Linked DNA regions of Homo sapiens: regions 2 and 3 are each linked to region 1. Evidence: read pairs that join two places in POLR2A ChIA-PET (ENCODE). Cell type or tissue: endothelial cell of umbilical vein. All regions are shown on one strand. Each heading gives the region's core, and the rest is flanking DNA. Links, peaks and the distances in the headings are about the cores only.

Region 1 (5,606 bases), core at 186-5,185:
AGAGGGTAACTATGTCTTTTGTGACATTATTGCCCCTACTCTCAACTTTCGGGTCACAAAGAGAATACACAAGCTTCGAGGGTACTTCTACCATCTGCTTCAACTTCCTCATCTGAGAAAAAAAGTAACGTATGTATCCCAGGTCACAACTACATTAGAGACAGCAGGACCCACACCTAGCCCTGACTTTTCTGTGATGCATCTACCTATAAACTTGTCCCAAGAAAGTTGTCTGGGCTCCTGTCACTCACATGGCCTCAGCAGACATTTGCTCTATTCTCTCTGCATATTTTGATTATTTTTTTCTGATCCTCTGTCTGCCCACAAAAACGGAATAAGAATTTGAGGATTAAGGACTATAAGCATCTAACTATTAACTACCACATTTTCAGACGATGTGTTGAGGCTTCTGCTTCTCCCTGGGACAGCCTCTGGGCCACAACTGCAGGGACACAAAAAGTGCCTACTAAATATTTACAGAACACGTGACACCCTTCAGTTCACTAGTTCCGAAAAGTAAGAGACACATCAGCAAAACCTGCTGTTCAAAACCTGGATGACTGGAATCATCATGTGGATGGGGCTGCTAAGTCTTCTGCCTTCATTGATTAGGATGAGGAAGGTGGTTCTTTGGGCTGTAAAATGATGCTCATCCACTGCCTGCTCTGTTGTTTTCTCCCTTGTCCTTTGCACGGTCCACTTGGGAAATACAGAAAAGGCATGAAGCATTATCAATAATCCAGCTGCCCAGATGTCATGCTGCTAACCTAACTTGCCAGCACTGAATCCAGGCATCCAATCTAAGAATGGGGAACACAGGCACCTCAGAGAAAACCAAGATAAAGCCCCTTCGGTTTCTGTCATTTCAGAGAAATCACTGACCAAGTCAGATGGTGCCCAACTTCAGGCCAAAGAGCTGGCTGCCAGTGCTAACCTGCATTTTCCAAACTGAATCCAAACAGGGAGTAACTCTCTTTTTTTTCTCTCCTGCTTTACATACTTCAATGCTGTCTAATGGAATAGCAGGAACAAGGCCAAACAGCCCCACTTCTCTTGGCACTTGGGCCAAGGAACAGAAATGTATTTTTAGTCAGCAGAGCAAGGTGCAATTCTAAGTGCCACAGGCCCGTGGGGCAAACTGGGGGCCCTGCCTGCCTCTGGCACAGTGTGGTTCAGAGTCACCTGCCACGCTCCTGCCCCGAGTGCATGGGGTTAAAGGAGTGATGCAAAGGCGTTTGTGTCTGGTCTCAGTTCCACCTCTCACTTTTACAACTTATAAGACCTCCAGGGAGGCTCAGTTTCCTCTCTGACAACACAGAGATATTCTCTGTGGCCCTAGCTTCCTCACTATGTGAGGAACAAGAGCAGTTACATCAGCATTTCTCAAACTTGAACTCGTGGACAAACGGCCAGGGCCCTTGTTAAATGGAGCTTCTGATCCAGTAGTGTTGGCATTAAGCCTGAGGTTCTGCATTTCTAACAAGCTCGAAGCTAACTCAATACTGATGGTCCATGACCTGTGCTTTAAGCAGCAAGGAGCTCCTAGCATCTTCAAGTGCTTTGCTTTATGGACACACAACAGGTTATCACATCCCTATCAGCCTCACATAAGACGAACTCATTGATTAAGCCAAAAATTAAACACCTTCCAGATGCTGGGCCCACAAACCAAGTGGGTACAAAATAAAGTCAGACCTTTACCCATCAAGGGAACAAAGGGCCACAAACCTTCCTTCCAGCACTTCACAGAAACAGAGACTGACTCTTAAATCCTGCGGCCTTAAAGGTGAGATCCTGCCAAGATCCAAGGAGCTACGTGACAACTAGCCACCAGCCAATGACAGTAACCACCATTTGTCAAACACTCCCACAGAATGCTGGGAGCTTCATATACATTCCACTCCCCCGGGCCTCACTTTCCTCATGTATAAAATGGGTCAAAAATGCATTATGTAAATGAGGGAAACGAGGTTCAGAGAGACTAGGTCATCTGTCCAGGGCACAGAGTGAAGTGCAATTCTAACCCCCCACGCTCTCCTGCAATCCCACAATGCCATGAAAAGGGTTAAACCCAAGACCATGTTTCACAGGGACACAGCACCTCCTGAACACAGGGCATGCTGCCAGCCAAAGATCCGAGATCTGTAAGCTATGCCAGCACTCTTATTAATAGCACCTTCTTGCAAAGTTTCTCTGCTCAGCCTGCCGAGCCTCAGTATTGAGAAAAGATTCATATAGGTGAGCAAACTAATTATAAAACCAGCAAAATCAAAATAAAATTAAACTATGAAAGCCTGGAGTGGAAACAGGAAATTCAGTGTGAAGAGGGAGGTGCTCTGCTGGGGAAGCTGCCAATAAAATCTGGCAGAGAAAACTGTTGGACTCATGGCTGGTTTATCTGGAAAGTCTTCTGGGTGAGTTTAAAACAAGCAAGCTCCTCCACCTGACTGCTGAAGAAATAGGGGTAGGATCAGTGCTCAGTTCTCTAGCAAAGGTTTGTAACAGCACAAATGATAATATTCCCAATGGGTGCCTTCATGTCTTTTTAGCTAAGGCCCTTCATCTGCTTTTTCATTTCCAGTGTGCTGTCTAGAACAAATAGATCGCATCTTATCTAACACTTGACCATGACAACATAGTTTTACGTTGATTCCAGAGGCCTGGGGGCACTTTCTTTTTCTTAAAGCCACAAAAGTAAACTGAGTCACATTACCCAATTCACTGGCACAAAGATTAGCTTGCTGTCTTATAACTGACACAGCTTCCTTTAACTCCAGTTTTACTCAAAGTTGCAGCTTAACCAACCACAGAAGCAAGAAATCTAGTTCCATATACCTCTGCGCATTAAAAAAAAAAAAGACAAAAGACCTACTTTCTTGCAAATTAAAGATGAGGTAAAACTTCCAGCGTTTAATTCTGCAAATCCCAAAACAGCAAGCAAAGCGTTTGTCATGATCATGAGGGCCACATGAAGAAAGGTCTTTCTTCACCAGCGAGCACATGAACTCAAGTTATCCTGCCACCAGGTATCAGCAAGGCAACAAACACCATGGCCCCACCACACAGCCCAGAGTCCCCCAAACGGCACCACTTACAGAAAGAGAGAGACGACATGTGATGAAGCAGCGCCCAGGGATGGTACCGCTGTCAACTCATTATTATTGAGGTACCTGTAACAACAACAAGAAATTAATCATGTAAGGCATTTGAATTAGTCTGAAATCATACACATACAACAGAAATAAACAAACGCTGCTAAGTCTGCCACAGTAAACCTATATTCTAATGTTGGAGAAAAGAGAAAGAATTTAGCAGTGAGTTTTTAAAGGGAAAGAAGTCACATGAGATCACAAAAACTAGCCACTGATCACACCCATGGCTAGAAACAAACACTAAGGGGAAGCATCTCCTGTCTCCCATCAGCTTCCCATCAAACTCAGAAATCAAGACAAGGAACAGTGAGAACAAGCCAAGAGGCAGGTTCGGGACAAAAGCGCCCCTAAGACCATCGGTGAGAACACTCCCCGTGGGCCGAAATTTGCCCCTGTCAAAGGGCAACATGTGTGGAACAAGAGCCAGAGACTCACGCCCTGGCTCACATGGAGTTCTGAGGGGCTTGGGACACATGGGGCCAATTATTTCAGTGCCTCATCTGTGAAATAACAAGGGAACTGGACTCAGAGACTCTCTTCCATTTGAGGTTCCAGCTGGACTCTGATGAAGCCTCTGGATGCATCCCCCAGGAAAATGAACATATATACACACACTTTTGCGCATAGACACTTTGAAAATTCTCCACAGACGAGAGTTGCTCTCCAAGCTCCCTTCCTGCTAAAATAGTCCAAATATGTATTTCCATAGTTAATATCTCTTAACGGAAGGGGAAACCCACGAACCAAAGCACGGCTCGCCTGGTCTGCCCCCAGAGGCTGTGCAATCTGGCCTCCTTACATGGACATGTATTTCCAAATCTGGGAAGAGAATCCAAAATCAGACTTGCAAAGTGAGCCCAACAATCCTTAAGAAAACCAAAGCAAAGTGTTCAGGCTTTCTGCCAGGTGATGGGCTAGAAAGAAATTGTACTTGCGATGCAAAGTCAAGGGGATAAAACTGGGTTCTTATTCTCAGTTTTTTAAGGGAGGTACGTCTAACACAGAGCATCCTGTTTCTGTTTGAAGACAAAGCAACTGAAATCACAGCTGTACTCATACAAGTATACAGCTAGCATGTGCTTGAAGAGAATAATCTGGTTGTCTGCCATCTTTTATAGAAGTGAATAGGAGAAGGAAAAAAAAAAGGAAAGGCCTTGAATTATCCCATTTGCTTTCTTCAGTGCCAAAGCCAGTTAGGGATGAAGCTTGGCAATTACTGGGCTGTGGGACATAGAATGCCTGTTTCAATAGCTTCATGGCTGAAGCATCTGGCAGAGAGAAGGCAGATCCGTATCATGTGGCAAATCTTTTCTCCACTTAAAGGGCCCTTGTTTGTGTGTTGAAATAGACAATTAATTACTTTAACAGTCTCTTATCTGACTGCCCCCTAAATCAGATTGTTTCTGCTTCACCTTTTATCTCCTCCAACCCTGCTGTGATCCATTTCCCATCCTCACTCAGGGACACTGAAAACTCCCCATTAGTCTTAATCTCAGCTAATAAATTTTTCATAGTACCCATCAACGTACCTATTATTACAAGAGACCCCCAGGTTTTATCAGAGCAAGAAAAACTAAGGTCGGGGACCTGCTGTCAATCAGGCAGCTTGCCTAAGAACTCTTTCATTGCTTGCGATTTCTTCTCAAACACAGAGAATGTTAGTAACAAAAACAAAAGCAGGTAAATTAATGAAGGCTGACTATGTGCCAGGCACAGCTCTAAGAGCTTTTCAGTATATTAATGCATCTCTACAGCCCTCAGAAGTAGGTCTCAGGAACATTTCCACTGCACCAATGAGGAAACTGAAACACAGATGTTAAGTAATTTGACCAAGGTCACCAGCAATAAGTTGCAGTGGCCCAGGGTGCCTAGCCCCAAAGTCTAGGTTTTTCCTCATTACCTTCTATTTCTTTATTTCAGCAAAAACTCGACATGCCTCGTGCACTTTCACCATCACAACAACTTTGAATCAGGTACCAGGTTAACTACTACCATTCTCTACATTACCGGTAAGTTCTCTAGGCCAGTTTAAGTCACTCATCTAGGGTCATGCTACTAGAGAGGACATGGCCAAGACCTGAAAAAAGTATGACTACAAACCAGAGGAGAGCAGCGGGCTCAAAGGCCAGCTGGAAAGCTCATAATCCCTTAGGTAACAGCACAGTTGTTTTTCAGCCAGCTTAGGATCTCACTTGATTTTAAACCTGAAACAAAGCGTATGGACTTCTCTGCAGGGGGCTACGCCTGATGAGCCTGGTCTCAGGCCAGGCCTACTGTATCTGTGACAAACTGCTCCACCCAATTTCACAGAAATAAATGAACAAGGGAAGCGGGCATCATGATATTTCAAATTGTGACAGAACTGCTGGAAGTGGAGCATAGAGGGGTGGTGGACCAGTGCTGGAGCTTAACTGGGCCTTCTATGTCTAGATGAGCAGGCCCGAGTCAAGGGCT
Region 2 (5,606 bases), core at 351-5,350, 340 kb before region 1:
TCTGGTTGATTTCAATTATGTATTTATTTCCTTAGGATGTAAAACATTACCATGATTCTGGAATCTAGAACTATACTCAGAAGTATGTCATTCTCCTTTCATATGTTCCACCCCACTCCCATTTCCCCATTCTTTCCACCCCATTTCCACTTTTCTGTTGTTAATCAGTCTCATTAGTTTCCATGGTGTCCATCCCTTGTATATTTCCTTTCATCTCCTTCTTTCTTACACAGAGGTAGCCTACTACAGATACTCTGTTTTTTCACTTGAAACATGCTATTGGAAATTACTTTATACCAGTTCATTGAGAGCTTCCTCATTCTCTTTTTACAGCAACACAATACTCCATTGTGTGAGTGTGCTTCAGTTTATTCATCCAGTATCCCATCTGTGGGCATGTAGGTGGTTTCCAATATTTTACAATGACAAACAATGCTGTAATTATTTGTGTGTATTTTTATATTGTTGGAAATGTGTCTCCACTATGAATTGCTAGAAAGGGAATTGCTGGCTCAACATGTTAGTGGGTAGTTTTGTCAGGTAGTTCCAAATTCCCCTCTGTAGGGATTGTACTATCATGTATTTCCATCAGCAGTGTATGACAGTGTCTATTTCCCTATGATCTTGCTATCAGAATGATTTGTCATACTTTTTTTTTGAGACAGGGTCTCGCTCTGTCACCCCTGCTGGAGTGCAGTGGCTTGATCATGACTCACTGCAGCCTCGACCACCCAGGCCCAAGTGATCCTCCCACCTCAGCCTCCTGAGTAGCTGGGACCACAGGTGAACGCCACCATGCCTGGCTGATTTTTATATTGTTTAAAGAGATTGGGGTTTCACCATGTTGCCTAGGCTGGTCTCAAACTCTTGGGCTCAAGTGATCTGCTCACCCTGGCCTCCTAAAGTGCTGGGATTACAGGAGTGAGCCACCACGCCCAGGGTGTCATACCTTTTGATTTTTACAAATCTAGCAGGTGGGGAATGGTATTTCAATATAGTTTTAATTTACATTTATCTAATTGGGGGGCAGTTTGCACATCTTGTCAACTGTACATCTGTACATATGTATTTTTAAGGACCATCTGTACATATGTATTTTTTGTGCTGAATTGTCTGTCCATGTGTCTTTCCCCTTCTTTTATTAGTTTTAATCTAATTTCAAAATGTTCTCTCTCTCTTTTTGGAAACAGAGTCTTGCTCTGTTGCCCAGGCTGGAGTGCAGTGGCGTGATCTCTGCTCACTACAACCTCCGCCTTCTGGGTTCAAGTGATTCTCGTGCCTCAACCTCCTGAGTAGCTGGGAGTACAGGCGTGCACCACCATGCCCGACTAATATTTTTTATTATTTTATTTTCGTAGACACGGTGTTTCACCCTGTTGCCCAGGCTGTTCTTGAACTCCTGAGCTCAGGCAATCTGTCCACCTCAGCCTCCCAAAGTGCTAGGATTACAGGTGTGAGCCACCACACCCAGCTAGAGATATTAGTCTTTTTTTTATATATACATATTGCAAATATTTTCTTTAGGTTTGTCCAGTTGTCTTTTTGTCATACATAATTGTTAATGTGTGTGACAAAATACACATTATGCGGTCAAATTTATCCCTCTTTTACTGCCTCAGGATTTTTGAGTCATTATAAAGTCTTTCCCTACATTAAGGTTAATGAGGAATTCACCCATGTTTTCTTTTAGTATATGTATAGTTTTACTTATTTTTTCCTTTTTCATTTAGCTTCCTGGTCCATTTGGAGTTTATTCTTGTGCGTGATGGGAAATATGCATTTAATTTTATCTTTTACAAGTGGCTATTCATTTTTCTCAGCCCTATTTAGTAAAAATCTGTCTTTGCCCCAGTGATTTGAAGTGCCATCTTTATCATACGCTAAAAGTGTTCATTTCAATTTGAATCTATATTTGGGCATTTTATTCCACAAGTCTATTTGTCTTTTTTTTTTTTTTTTTTTTTTTTTTTTTTGCACCCGTTGCACTGCTTTGATTATAAAATCTATTGGTCTGGTGAGGCAAGACCACCTTTGAAATTTTTCTTTTTCAGTGTAGGTAACAACTCTTCCTGACTTCCATCACCTTAGATTGAATTTGCCTGTTTTTGAACTTCATGTAATAGAATCATATGGTATCTGTTATTTTATGTCTGACTTCTTTCATTTGATCTGGTATCTGTGAGATACATTCATGCTGTTGGAAGTAGCCGCACCTTGTTCGTTTTCAGTATTGTGTCCTATTTCTTTGTATGTCTCTACCACAACTGATCGATCCGTATTTTGTTTATACATATGTAAATTGTTTCCAGTTGGGTGCTGTTGTGAAGAAAGCTGTTATGAACTTTTTTTTTTTTTTTTTTTTTTTGGCACACCAATGCACACATGTCTCTCAGAATTCCTAGGAGTGAAATTGCTTGGGCATAGGATAAATGAATATTTAGCTTTGGTAGATAATACCAAAGAGTTTTTCAAAGTGTTTGTACCAATTTGCTAGCACATAGTATTGTCAGTCTTTTTTTTTTTTTAATTAAAAAGTAAACTTTAATGTCAAAAATGCAAACTTGGGGAAGGCAGAAAGATCACACACAAGGCTGTCACTTCACACTTGGAAGGTTGCACAGCGGCCCAGACAGTGGAGGGGCCGGGAGTATTGTCAGTCTTTGAAGCTGCCTTAAAAGAAAAGAAGAAAGAAAACCTTGTATGACATAATTCTTCTTCCTCTTGAAACTCAAGAGTCATTTCCAAAACAGGAAATGGCTAGAAACAAAACAAAACAAACCCAGCAACCTCCATTTTTTAAAACACACCTAACAAGTTACTTGTGGCAGTCATGGGTTTTATAGAAAAATACAGAAAAGCTGTTTTGAGCCTAGATCAAATGTAGCAGGCAGTTTGTTTTTTACCCCAAAGCTGTTTTCAGGCTGGGCACAGTGGCTCACAACTGTAATCCCAGCACTTTGGGAGGTCAAGGTGGGTGGATTACCTGAGGTCAGGAGTTCGAGACTAGCCTGACCATCATGGTGAAACCCTGTCTCTACTAAAAATAGAAAAATTAGCCAGGCGTGGTGGCACATGCCTGTAATTCCCGCTACTTGGGAGGCCGAGGCAGGAGAATCGCTTGAACCCGGGCGGCAGAGGTTGCTGTGAGCCAAGATTGCGCCACTGCACTCCAGCCTGGGCAACGAGAGCGAAGCTCTGTCAAAAAAAAAGCCATTTTCTCCCTTTCTGTCTTTCTAGCAGGACCTCAGTTTTGTTCAGCATGTTCAGCAGGGAAGGTGATCTTATCCCTAGCTTAGGGGCGAATCTTGTTTCATCTAAGCTAATCAGGGCTTTCTCTTTTTTTTTGAGACAGTCTTTCTCTGTCGCCCCAGGCTGGACTGCAGTGGTGCGATCTTGGCTCACTGCAGCCTCCACCTCCTGGGCTCAAGTAATTCTCCTGCCTCAGCCTCCTGAGGAGCTGGGATTACAGGCACGAGCCACCATACCTGGCTAATTTTTGTATTTTTTAGTAGAGATGAGATTTCACCATATTGGCCAGGCTAGTCTCAAACTCCTGACCTCAAGTGATCCTCCAGCCGCAACCTCCCAAAGTGCTGGGATTACAGGTGTGAGCCATGGTGCCCAGCCCTAATCAGGGCTTTCTTATTCCTCTCACCAGCAATTAGCTTAGGGATGAGCATGTGACCCAGGCTGGCTAATAAAATATGAGATATGAGGAACACTGGCATAGCTCTGTAGTGGAGGGCTCCTGGGAATGGTTTTTTAGTGCTAAAGAGACTCCAGCAGAGACGGCCCCTTTTTGCCTCCGGATGTGGTATGTCTGGATGTGATGCCTGGAACTGCAACAGCCATCTGGCTGCCAGCCGAAAATGAAGCAAATCCATGAAAGAATCAGAACAAATGGAGGTGGAGTCTTAAATACAGGATCTGGAACCTGCCATATTCCAAGTTTATGTGAAGTAACAAATTGACCAATTGTTTAAGACCATTTGAGCTGGTATTTTCTATTACTGACCATTCCACCTAATACCCCTGGTACTGGGCTTTGTTAGAATAACATAGAATAACAAAGGGGAGACAAGGCTCTTACTTATCCCCTGCAAATATGTTTTAGCAACCTCCTCTTTGTTCTAAACCAGTGGTTTTCAATCTTTAGCATGCCTCAAAATCACCTGGAGAGTTGATTAAAACAGCTTGCTGGACTTGACTGTCAGAGTTTCTGATTAAGTGGGTTTGAGATGAGGTCAAGAATTTGCATTTTTATCAAGTTCCTAAGTGACTCTGAGGCTGCTGGTCAAGGGACCACACTTCAAGAATGATTATTCTAGAATACAGACACCATCTTACTGCATTTAGTAACATTTTTTAAAAAAAGTCAAATAATATATATCATGGGCTTCTTTTTCAGCTTGAGAAATATAATTTTTTTTTTTTTTTTTGAGACAGAGTCTTGCCGTGTCATCTAGGCTGGAGTGCAGTGGTGCGATCTCGGCTCACTGCAATCTCTGCCTCCTGGGTTCAAGCGATTCTCCTGCCTCAGCCTCCTGAGTAGCTGGTACTCAAGCATGCACTACCATACCCAGCTAATTTTTGTATTTTTAGTAGAGATGGGGTTTCACCATCCTGGCCAGGCTGGTCTTGAACTCCTGACCTCAGGTGATCTGCCCACCTCAGCCTCCCAAAGTGCTAGGATTACAGGCATGAGCCACTGCGCCTGGTCAAAAAATAGAAATCTCTATCATCATTTTGAATGACAACCTAGTATTGCATCACGTGGATATACTAGAATTTATATAACTGTTTCTAACAGCATATTCTGTTAATTTGTGGGGTTTTTTTGTATTATTATATTAACATGAACAACTCTATCGTAAGTATCATTTTATAGTAATCCTAACTGTTTAATAATTTCCTTAAGGCAAATTCTTAAAAGAATTGCTGGATCAGAGGGAAATGTTTGGGGCTTTTTTTTTTTCTCATATCGTCTTCGTAATCCACCTAATTTCTACTTCCAGATATATTGCCCTTAGATTTAGATATTTTGCCAGGGGACTTCTGGTTGATCCTGCCTCAGCTGGCCAAGGCCTTGGCCATTTGCTCTGTAGGGGTCTTTCTTTAATGTTGCAAGAGTTGAACACTAAAGATAGCACTGCCAGGCCTGGGCTAGCTCATTCCTAAGAGTTAATTTAAAAATTTTTACCAGGAAGAGAATAAAAGCCTGGGAAGTTCTTAAGACTTCTGTCTTTCTCTACATCATGAGAATTTGAGCATACTTTCTGTCTTTGTCATATTTCTATTTGAGAATAGAGGCAACCAACTGCCTAATACTCCAAAGAGAAGGAAAGAAGTTGCATTCAGATGTCATCTGCCGATCATCTCAGTCATGAAAGAAAGTCATCCAGCAGAGGGAAAAGCTGGGTCCAAGTTATGTCTTTATGCTCGACCATGGAAGAATTTATTTTCAGATGTACTTGCCCTCCTAAATCAGAGCAGCACTTCTAGTTTAGCTGGGACTTCTAGTAGAATTCAAAAAAGTGTCCTCAGTTGAGTGTGTTGGTTCATGCCTATAATCCCAGCACTTTGAGAAACCAAGGAGAGTGGATCAC
Region 3 (5,606 bases), core at 351-5,350, 200 kb before region 1:
AGCATGCCCCATCTTGCCAGTGGGCCCAGCCATCTGAGTCTGAGCTAACACGCAGAGAGGGAAAGAAGACGAAAGAGAGAGAGGGTCAGAACGGGAGGGTCAGGGCTTCCCCTGGCTTGGCATTATCTGTGTGTGGTTATGACCTTGCTTGTAGTTATTCATCTATAGTACAGGCATGAATGTGCTGAAGAGATTTATCAGTGAGGCCTGTAGAAAGGAACATTGTACCCCATCTGCATCCTCACCCCCAGTTTCTCGATGAGTTCCTTTTCTAACATATTTCAGATTGTTTTCTGTTGTATGGATTTTCTTTTTCTAATATAGTATGCAGTGTTAGTTCAGATGGTATTGATTCATGACCTGGGAGAGTATATTTCATTGATTTTTTTATTTAGTTAGTGGACAAAAAGGAAGGGAAGCTCTGTTAACTTTTTATTTAAGAGCTGCATGAGTTTATAGAACACAATTAAGTTGAGCTTTATAGGCACAGTATGATTTTCATATAGGTTGATGAAGTTGAAGAAACGATTCTGAGCCACAGGAGTGTAACTTGGTCAGTTATTGCCACTGCATTGTAAATGGAAAGACTGAATACTACTCTCAAAGGACCAAAATACCAAAGGAGGTTAGGATTGGCCACTTCCAAGCGAGCCTGAACTCTGTCAGTGACAAACCTTTATTTCCTAAAATATTGCCTTGTTAAGATTAGGGTTCTTGAATTAAATGCAACTGTCACTTATTTGCTTTGGTTTGTGATTGTGTGCTTTTCAATATTTGAGTTGTATAGCTAATACTATTAATAGGTGCTAAGAGACACCGAATAAGAAATTTGATCCCCGTTTTTGAGGAGCATATAAGTAAGTTGGATCCATCTGTTAAATAACTAGGGAGTATTTGAGGATGTCTGTAGGGAGGTAGCAAGGTATGGACCATGGGCTGTCAAGTTACACAGATCGGGGTCAGATTTGTGACTTGTCCACTTATTTGTCTGTAGGCCATTTACTTGCCTTCACTGAAATGCTCTTTTCCTCATCTTGAAAAAATAGGATTAATGCCATCCCAGTCACAGTTCTTACAAGGATGAAATTATACAGCACTTAACAAAGTGTCCAGCCTAGCATCTGACACACAAAATATTGAATAAACATTGGGTCTAGCCCCATTTCACACAAGTTGCTGAATGCGGCACGTTTTTAGAATTTCCTAGTTTTGGGAAAGGTATCTATTCAGAAGGTGAAAAAATTGAAATTCAAAGAAGTTTAGTGATGTGCTCCAAGTTTCCCAGCTATTATTATTCCCAGCTAATAATAAAACACCACTGTAGAATAAGTAATTAGATAAATATTTCTCTGTATACTTCCAGGAGCACCTCTGTTTTCTTTTTCATGTAGTATTTAAAAAATGGCAGAAGTAGCGGTAAGTATACTACTTGTGCAGTAAGGATTCACATCACTGGTTTCTTAAAAGGTCAGGTTCCAAAATTTGCCGTTGGTTACTGTGATAGGCAAAATAATGCCCCCCCCCCCCCATAAATATGTCCTAGTCCCCAAATCTCTGAATGTGTTTCTTCACACGGGAAAGAGATTTGGCAGATAATATTAAGAATGTTGAGATGGGGGCCGGGCGCAGTGGCTCATGCCTGTAATCCCAGCACTTTGGGAGGCTAAGGCGGGCGGATCGTGAGGTCAGGAGATCAAGACCGTCCTGGCTAACACGGTGAAAGCTTGTCTCTAAAAAAAAAAGCAAAAAAAAGTTAGTCGGGCATGGTGGTGGACGCCTGTAGTCCCAGCTACTCGGGAGGCTGAGGCAGGAGAATGGGGTGAACTTGGGAGGTGGAGCTTGCAGATCGCGCCACTGCACTCCAGCCTGGGTGACAGAGTGAGACTCCATCTCAAAAAAAAAAAAAAAATGTTGAGGTGGAAAGAGTTTTCTGGATTATCCACGTGGGCCCAGTCTAATCAGTAGGGTCCTTAGGAGAGGGGAGCGGGGGTCAGAGAGCTGAAGATGGTATACTGCTGGTCCAAAGATAGAGCGAGGGGCCACAAACCAAGGAGTGCAGGGGAGCCCTAGAAAGCAGGAAGTCAACATTCCCTTGCAGCTTCCAGAAGGCATACTGCCTGACTGACATCTCTCGGTCTTAGCTCAGGAAGACCCATTTTGGAATTCATACCTTCAGAATTATAGATAATAAGCTTATGTTTTAAGCCACTAAATGTGTGGTGATTTGTCAGAGCAGCAGTAGGAAGCAAATACAGTCACCATTGCCACCTCCTCAACGTTCAGATTTTTGTATTGGTGGGAATCTATAAATCCATCCATGGGATGTTTGTCACCTCCTGTGAAATCATGGCTCATTTCTGTTATGGAAAAATACAAAAGCAAAAAAGCCATTTGAGGCTTATCTTTTGGGTTGTATAAAATTCTGTGAACAAATTGTAGACACAGGGACTAAGTGTTGATAGAGTTATTTTCTTTGAGAAGACTTCCTTGTGTAGTCTGTATTACCCGTGACAGCAGTCTTGTCAGGCGAGGGAAGACTAATACCTACAACGATTGAACTTATTTGCGTGATTGGAAAGAGTCTTATAAGGGGGAAAGGTTTGATGAACATAGGTCCCAATGCAAGTAGGTAAAAATTAAAATCTAAGGAGTGTAAGTTAGGATTTGTAAATTGGTTTTGTCAACAGCTGTAATTCCATTTATCAACAGAAGATGGCAGACTTGACACACAAATGAACTGTTGTAGAGGTTTTTGATTTTTTAAATGATGGTATAGAAAGAGATGTAAAATATTCTTAATTGGAAACCTGCTTTCTAAAGAGAATTTTGGGAATTACAAAGAGAATGTGGAAATGAAATACACGTAAGCAAATTGCATTTCAAAAATCTTCATAGTTTCCAGGGGTCTCTCCCTGACCCCCTGTCTTACTAATTTGCCACTTTGAGTTTGCTCTGGAAAGTCCAAAGCAGCTTTTGCTTTGAATACGATGAAGCTTTGAGTGGCTCTGTTCAGTGTATTGTTAAATTTCTGTTGAATTGGTTATAGAGTTGCCTGTTGAAACATGAAGCATTAGCTGAAATTAAACCTTGAACCTCTAAGTGCATTAGATGTGTGTAAGTATGACATCTTTATTGAAAAATAATTCTGGAGATGATAGTCAGAACACTTGGGTTTCACCCATGCTTCCTGAGCTAAGTAGCTCTCTGACCTTCAGCAACTTCTATGATCTCAGATTGATTTATATATAAAATGGTGACATAATTAGCTTCTAATATCAGAGGAATATTTGCAGGTAGTTGATGGAGTTTCTTGGAGAAAAATCTTAAATCAGAATTTTTTTTGTGAACTATGTTGAAATAGTTGCGAAGAAGATGTAATGTTAATAAAAGGTATTATTGGGGATACTTAGGGACTTTGAAGAGCATTTCCAGAACTAGAGGACAGGGTGCAGTTGTAAAACCCTGGTGGTGATGTGTTGAAGGAAGGGAACTTGGCTGTGGCAATGAAAGAACCAGGGGTTTTAGCAGCATCCATCTCTCTTTTCCTCCACTCAGTACCTAAAGTGAGGCCGAAGTTCACTGGAATTTTTTCCCTTTCAAATGTTTAGTTTTATGATTTGTAGTCTTGCATCTTGGGTTTTTGTTTTTGTTTAAAGAGACAGGATCTCATAGGTGGCCTAGGCTGGCTCCAAACTTGTGACCTCAAGTTATCCTCCTGTCTTCACCTCCCTGAGTAGCAGGGGCAGCATGCATGTGCACCTGGTTCTTGGTGTTTCATTTAATAAATATCAAAAGGAAACATTCAGTCCTTAGCTGCAGCAGTCAATTAAAAACAACAGAAAATATTTTATTTATGCCAAAGGAAGAAAAATCTTGGTAGCAGCATCATGATTTAATCAACATTTTAATCTAAGGTTTCATATTTTGGCATATTTAAGGAGGCCAGCATTGCATTTTGATTTTGATAAAGTATGGAGGGAGCATGTTTTTTTTTTTTTTCCTTTATGGAAAACCTTAGTAGTTCTTGTTTTTAGATAGAACTTTAACATTTAAAACATTCTTGGATTTAGTGAAAATGCCACCATTCCTGTGTCATGGATTCATACTGAACCTCAGATTTATAAGGAAAGAATGCTTTACAGAATGGATTTACCAAGAGACCCACAGATGACATTCTGTTTCCTTTCATAGAACCATAATACTGTAACATGTTTTTGTTCTTGTGCAGTGAAATACTTTGTTGTAGCTCAAATTCAAATCTAAGAAGGATCAGAGTTAATAGAAAACCAAATGGAAGGCTCCGGAGGTACTGGAGGAAGCAGAAGCATTACTTTGTAGCATCTCTCATGCCACAGTTGTCACCCAGCAGAAGTCAGGAAGCCATGCTGGGTGCTTTGTACCCCTCAGCTAGTTAGATTGATTTTTTATCGGAGAGGCTTTTCAAAGTTTTTCTTCTGCATCTGTATTTTTAAGAACTAAAAACACAATAGTAAGAACTTGGAGGGTTATGAAGCATGAAGTTCCATAAATATTTATACCAAACCACAGAAGTAGACAGTTCCTATTTTCTTCACATATTGGGGTCGGATTTCACTCTTGACCTCTTGAATTGAAAAATACAAGGAGTTAGTATACCCTTTTCTTTCTCTTATTTTTTCTTATTTATTTATTTTCAGTTCTTTAATGAGTTTTAGATGCTGGGAGCTGTCCTGTTAGGTTCATGTAGGTTTCGTTGGACTTATACCCAATTTTAGGCCTTACTGGTAAGCTGTTTAATCTGTTTTTGTGGATTTATTGCTACTAAATTTATAATATGTCCTTTTTATCAAGGCTGATAGGTTGCCATCTAAAAGCATATTTTAAATTAGCCCTTTTATTTTATTTTTCTTCCTCACTTAAAATCTTTGGTCCATAATAAATACTTTTTTCCTTTGAAATTATGTTAAAAACTTGTGAAATAATAATAAATGTGAATTGTAGAGAATTTAGAAAATATAGGTAGGTAGAAAAGAAACACCTGTAATTCTACTCTGTTTTTTCCCTACTCTTTACATAAGTATATGTATAGGCAATAAATATATGTAGAGGCAAAACAAAAAAAATTAGGCTGGACATGGTGGCTCTCGCTTGTAATTCCAGTGCTTTGGGAGGTTGAGGCAGGTGGATCATTTGAGGCCAGGAGTTTGGGACCAGCCTGGGCAACATAGCAAGATCCTTTCTCTACTAAAAGATGAAAAAATTAGCAGGGTGTGGTGGCACACCCGTAGTCCCAGCTCCGCAAGAGGCTGAGATGGGAGGATCACTTGGGCCCAGGACTGAGGCTGCAGTGAGCTTTGACCATGCCACCTTACTGTAGTCTGAGTGACAGAACGATACCCTGTTTCTATGTATATTTATATGTAAATTCTAAAGTATGGAGAAGTCATTTCTGTGGAATTGATGATTATTTTTTTGCTGATTCATTTCCTCCTGGCTAGTTTCATTTGTTTTCAACATAAAATAATACACCAGCTGATTAGTAAGTTTGGTGCATACCATCTTCTTGCTGTCAGGGTGCTTACAATTTAGTAGAAGAGGAAATATATTTCACAAACTATATGGTGTAA

The links. ChIA-PET counts read pairs that join two places held together with the same protein. Peaks named below come from ENCODE experiments on the same cell type or tissue, not always from the same donor. Only the 100,000 strongest peaks of a DNase experiment are listed, where the experiment ranks them.
Region 2: POLR2A ChIA-PET joins it to region 1 with 5 read pairs; 1 of 35 experiments calls an interaction of 5 or more read pairs at or near these places.
Region 3: POLR2A ChIA-PET joins it to region 1 with 5 read pairs; 2 of 35 experiments call an interaction of 5 or more read pairs at or near these places.

Annotation. Positions count from the first base shown.
Region 1 is chr3:66,448,464-66,454,069 of GRCh38, forward strand. LRIG1 (leucine rich repeats and immunoglobulin like domains 1) reads right to left here. Exons shown (of 19, transcript NM_015541.3): 3 at 3,096-3,170. Among named protein-coding and RNA genes, the nearest start is that of LRIG1, 50 kb to the right of the region's middle. In endothelial cell of umbilical vein, for the core only: no CTCF peak of the experiment used is centred there; a DNase peak (open chromatin) is centred at 2,368; H3K27ac peaks cover 314 bases.
Region 2 is chr3:66,104,279-66,109,884 of GRCh38, forward strand. No RefSeq gene overlaps it. Among named protein-coding and RNA genes, the nearest start is that of MAGI1, 68 kb to the left of the region's middle. In endothelial cell of umbilical vein, for the core only: no CTCF peak of the experiment used is centred there; DNase peaks (open chromatin) are centred at 2,733 and 3,833; H3K27ac peaks cover 1,510 bases.
Region 3 is chr3:66,251,509-66,257,114 of GRCh38, forward strand. The region is part of intron 3 of SLC25A26 (solute carrier family 25 member 26); the gene reads left to right. Among named protein-coding and RNA genes, the nearest start is that of SLC25A26, 33 kb to the left of the region's middle. In endothelial cell of umbilical vein, for the core only: a CTCF peak has its summit at 2,708 (motif pointing right); a DNase peak (open chromatin) is centred at 2,713; H3K27ac peaks cover 277 bases.